Linked DNA regions of Homo sapiens: region 2 is linked to region 1. Evidence: chromatin loops called from intact Hi-C (ENCODE). Cell type or tissue: gastrocnemius medialis. All regions are shown on one strand. Region 1 holds the start of PIK3R3 (phosphoinositide-3-kinase regulatory subunit 3). Region 2 holds the start of MAST2 (microtubule associated serine/threonine kinase 2).

Evidence for each region. Hi-C counts contacts between places; a loop is a spot of excess contacts. Peaks named below come from ENCODE experiments on the same cell type or tissue, not always from the same donor. Only the 100,000 strongest peaks of a DNase experiment are listed, where the experiment ranks them.
Region 2: a loop joins it to region 1, with 3 times the contacts of the local background. A loop is called at or near these places in 2 of 110 quality-filtered maps.

The regions. Positions count from the first base shown.
Region 1 is chr1:46,131,581-46,134,080 of GRCh38, forward strand. The region is part of intron 1 of P3R3URF-PIK3R3 (P3R3URF-PIK3R3 readthrough); the gene reads right to left. PIK3R3 (phosphoinositide-3-kinase regulatory subunit 3) reads right to left here and starts at 1,049. Exons shown (of 10, transcript NM_003629.4): 1 at 267-1,049. The coding sequence starts at 372. LOC101929626 (a long non-coding RNA gene) reads left to right here and starts at 1,791. Exons shown (of 3, transcript NR_125987.1): 1 at 1,791-1,810. RefSeq lists enhancers at 312-361, 1,602-1,831. In gastrocnemius medialis, a CTCF peak has its summit at 1,174; DNase peaks (open chromatin) are centred at 371, 1,061, 1,451 and 1,811; H3K4me3 peaks cover 2,402 bases; H3K27ac peaks cover 2,500 bases.
Region 2 is chr1:45,801,663-45,804,162 of GRCh38, forward strand. MAST2 (microtubule associated serine/threonine kinase 2) reads left to right here and starts at 1,950. Exons shown (of 29, transcript NM_015112.3): 1 at 1,950-2,410. The coding sequence starts at 2,234. RefSeq lists a silencer at 1,778-2,217. In gastrocnemius medialis, no CTCF peak of the experiment used is centred here; DNase peaks (open chromatin) are centred at 1,249 and 1,859; H3K4me3 peaks cover 987 bases; H3K27ac peaks cover 2,500 bases.

The DNA of each region.
Region 1 (2,500 bases):
AATAATGATAATTTTAAAAAGGGGTCTCTCCTCCCACCCCCACTTCCAGCCCCCACCCCCACCTTCGCAGGACAATAGGATCAGGGTCCTAACTGCAAACTTTAAACGTGTAAACCAGAAGCAGTTTTACCGCAGCTGTAACTGCAAATCTCCTCATCCCGAACCTAGCGCACCCAGGAATACTTCTGCCCTGAAAACATCAGCAAGCTCTTGGTAAATACAAATCAGACCCATCACGAGATTCTTTTTTTTTTTCTCCCAAGTACCTGGAGGATCCATTTCAATATAAAATATCAGTTCTGTCGAATAGGGCATCATCACCTCCCTCCAGTCTGCGTCATCGCGGTCCATACTCCACACCGTATTGTACATCGCGCTGTCAGGGGCAGGTCGCCAGGAGATATATAGAAGGCATATATTTTTTATCTGGTATTTAAAAATCTAAAAATATATATCTGCAAAAGTTCCACACGGAAATGTACTTCGGGTTTTCCAACGGCCAGTACCAGTCCGGCCAAACTACCCGAACAGGGTCCTCCCCCTCTCTCCTACAGAACACAACAAAATGCCCCCGAACTTTCAAGCTATGGGCTTTTCTCCTCAGAGGATTACACAGAGGCTTGGGGGACGGAGAGCAGAGGTGTTAAAAAGCGGCTTCCCAAAAATCCTTTCTACACAGTCGCTCTCCGGGGAGAAAAGCTCCCACCGCCTCCAAATCTTTCCGCGGAAGCCACTTTTGTGTCCTTCGAAGGAGGGAGAATGAAGAGGAAAAAAAAGAACACGTTGGGAGAAACCCGGGCAAGTGACAAAGGAAGGCAAAAAAGGGGGCTGGAGATTGCGTTCAAGTTTCGGGGTCCCACTGGTCTGCAGAGAGCGAATCCCCCAGAGGCCGGGACTCGGGCTCCTCTCCGGTCGGTCTCGGAACCGAAGCTGCCGCAGCCTCGGGAATGGGGCCGGCCGGAGAAGTCCAGTCAGCTCGGCTTGTCTGGGCGCTCCCGCCGGGGTGTAAGAACCAACCCGACCGCACCAACTGCCCTCAAGCTCTGCCCGGACTCCAGCCACTAGAGTTTCATTTTAACGGCGCGGAGGGGACACCCTCCCCGCCCCATGCTGCCCACCCGCTGAGGCGCCACCCAACCGCGCCGGGAGGGGGGACAGCAGGCATCACCACCGCCCCTTCCACGCCGTCCCGCCTCGATGTACCGGGATTCTGTCAAGTGCCTGAGAACATGTTCAAAAAGCTGCTCTCCATCTCGACTTTCACGTCTCCCCACCGCTCTCTAGGCTTCGGCTCCCCAATCAGCCATCCGCGCTCTCCCCCAGCCTCAATCAGAATGGTACGATCCGGGCGCTGGCCGCACTCCAGGAGTCAGTGCCGGGAGCACGCGAGCCAGGCGAGGAGGGAGTGGGGCGAGGGAAGAGAGGCAAGGTGGGTGGTGATTGGCTGAGGCCGGTTGCCGGAGCCTGGAGCCTGCGTCTTTTGTCTGCCTTGCTCCTGCGAAGGAGCGGGAGACGGCTGCGCGCCCCAAGCGGGCCAATCAGGAGACAGCCGGCGCCGGCCGGTAAGGCGGCGATTGGTCAGAGCCCAGTTACTAAGCGGGACAAAGGCAGAAGGGGAAAAGAAAAGAGGAGGAAAAAAAAGAAAGAAAGAAAGGAAGAAAACGCAAACGGCGGTTACTGACAGGCTGGGCGAGCGCTCGGGGGCTCAAACTGCCTGGAGACAGGCGGGGCTCCTGCTGAGGCTTGGTCCGCCCGGACGAGTAAGGAGAGGAGCCAGGGAGGACCTGCTGGCGTGAGACGCCTCTGCCCGGTGATTGGCCGCGGGGGAAGGGAGCGGACACAGAGGGGGCACGTTCTGTCACTTGGCGGGGTGCGCGCTCTTCTGGTCCTTAGGAGGTCTCTGGGGAGACTCCTTTCCTACAGACCTCTTCACCTTGCTGGGACAGCCCTCTCCGCACCCTTGACAAGTTGTCAAAGCAATGGTCCCCAAACCCACTTGCCACCTTACCACTCAGGGAGAGGATGTGCCCGTGGCCCCTGCAACCTTCCTGGCTGCTACCTGACCCCACTCCCTGCTTCTCCCCTTGAGCAATTGGACATTTCTGAGGGAGGCATTTCGCAGTTCCTCTGTGCTTCCCACCCAAAGACTTTTGAACCCAGAGGTAACTCCCCACGCCTAAAATAGTGAGAGGTCTCAGCAAGCCCTCCTGCTCGAGTGCTCAAACCAATTAAAAAAAAAAAAAGTCTTGGAATTACAGTGCATGTGTAATTTCTAAGATAAGTCACAGGTGTTGGAATCTCTCACCAAAAGGGCTCTATTCTGTTTCCCTGACAGACCCTCTTCCTCACATACTCATTCCCACCCCCAAAGCTTAAATCTGGGAGATTGGCTTCACTATGAAAATGCTGAATATTTCCATGCATTTCAGAAACAGCTAATTAACTTGCTGGGGAACACTGAATAGCTAAAAGCAGATTTGTGTCTCCTGAAGATTGTGCC
Region 2 (2,500 bases), 330 kb before region 1:
AGCTAATTTTTTGTATTTTTAGCAGAGACAGGGTTTCACCGTGTTGGCCAGGATGGTCTTGATCTCCTGACCTCGTTATCCACCTGCCTTGGCCTCCCAAAGTGCTGGGATTACAGGAGTGAGCCACCGTGCCCGGCCTCATTTAACTGTTTTTTTTTTTTTTTTTTTTTTTTGAGACGGAGTCTTGCTCTGTCACCCAGGCTGGAGTGCGGTGGCACGATCTTGGCTCACTGCAAGCTCTGTCTCCCAGGTTCATGCAGTTCTCAGCCTCCTGAGTAGCTGGGACTACAGGCACCCACCACCACGCCTGGCTAATTTTTTTGTATTTTTAGTAGAGACGGGGTTTCACTGTGTTAGCCAGGATGGTCTCGATCTCCTGAATTCATGATCTGCCCGCCTTGGCCTCCCAAAGTGCTGGGATTATAGGCGTGAGCCACTGCACCCGGTCCATTTAATTGTTTTAAGCAAGCAAGTAACATATAGGAAGAGTCTTGTGAGGGCTTTTTGAAGGATGAGTTTAAAGACAATGAGACTGGCATAAGTGAACCCGTTGAAGGCTTTCTCAGTCAAGTAGGTGAGGGAAGATGAAACTTGAGGTGGTGCCAATGGGACGGAAAGAGGAGGCAGATTGGAGAAATAGTGAGGTTATAGAGGCAATAAGACTTGTTCATTTATTGGATGTGAGGAAAGGACAAGGAAGGAGTCCAGGATGATTTCCAGGTTTCTGGTTGAGGCAACTGGATGGGTGGTAAGGAACTGGGACAGGGAATAGAGGAGCAGGCTGGTGACAGGCCGTAGAGCACATTGGTTATGTGCATCCTCCCGGCCTCCCAGAAGGAATCCATCACTTTTTCCACTTTTATAGGTGTTTCCGCACTGTCTTTCTGTCCGGATCTGGCAGACCTGGGTTTGAGTCCTGGCTCTGGACTTATAAGCTGTGTGATGTTGAGCATATTATGTAATTTGAGCCTATTTCCTCAACTGTAAAATGGAAATACAACTTACTTCTTGTTTGTGTATGTCTGAATTGAATGCACAGTGTGTGGTATGCAGTGGGCACTCCATAGTGTTGGCTATTTTTATTACTCAGAAAGGGGTCAGGGAAGAGGCCCAGGACAAATGGGTGAAGGCTTTAAGCAAGGCTTCTAGGTCAAAAGAGGAAAAACACAACATGTGGCAGACCAGCTGAAGCCAGAGGGAGGCCAGAGCTGAGCTACCACCACATGTTGCTGAGCAGATGAGTCACTGCAGGCAGCAGGTCAGGCTACCCAGGCCACAGCAGACTGGGCTGGGCTCTACACGATGACTTCATTGTATGCCTTTTTTGTCCTCTCCTCCTCCCAGAAGGAATCCATCACTTTTTCCACTTTTATAGGCGTTTCCACACTGTCTTACTGTCCGGAAAGAGCAAACACGGTGGAAAGGGACAGAAGAGCCAGAATTCCGTCTAGTTTGATCACTGATTTGCTGGGTGACCTGGTGCATTTCACTTCGCCTCAGTCTCTTTATCTGTAATATGAGAATGCGCAGATTTGCCTCCTAAGTGTGATGTGAGAATTAGGTGAGAGTTGGCAGGCACTAAATAAAAAAGCATGCATTAGCCTTCTATTCATTAGTTGTGTTATTCTGTCTCCTTCCTGCTCCCGGCCCCTCTCTCCCTAGTTCTTTGAGGACACCGATCGACTCGAACTCATTTTTGGGTCCCCAGCACTGAGCTTGGCCCAGCAGTTTCATGAATGGATGAATGAAAGATTCAATGGGAGTCCGCAGCCGCTGACGGCGCGCCGAGAGCCCCGCTCGCTTCTGGTCCTCCGACTGCGCGCCAGGGCCACGGGCGGGTCCTTTGCGACCGTTCGCTGGCGCGTGCGCGGGAGGCGGCGCGCGGCCGGAGGTGGCGGGCGGGCTCCCGGTGCGCGCGCGTGAGGGGCGGGGCCGGCCGAAGGCTGGCTGTAGGCAGGCGGCTGAGCCGGCGGCGGGTGGCCTGCCCAACGTGTGCTGGGTGGGAGAAGGCGAGGCGTCAGCGATGCTGTCTCTTCCGTGAGGAGCGCAGAGGAGGTCGCGGCGCCGGAGGCCCCAGAAGGCTCGAAGGCGCCGCGGGCTGGGGTCGGTGGCTTAGGGAGCCCGTCCGGCCATGGTGGCCGCGGGTGGTGGTTGGCGCGGCTGCGCTGCGGCCCGGGGCAGTGCGGAGCCGGGACAGTCGCGGCGCTGACGCCCGCGGGCCCCAGCTGCAGATATGAAGCGGAGCCGCTGCCGCGACCGACCGCAGCCGCCGCCGCCCGACCGCCGGGAGGATGGAGTTCAGCGGGCAGCGGAGCTGTCTCAGTCTTTGCCGCCGCGCCGGCGAGCGCCGCCCGGGAGGCAGCGGCTGGAGGAGCGGACGGGCCCCGCGGGGCCCGAGGGCAAGGAGCAGGTAGGGCGGGTTGGGATCCGGGAGGGTGAACCTGAATGGAAGCCGTGGGGGAGGGGATCTTCGGCGGGAGGACCCGGGCTGGAGCTTTGG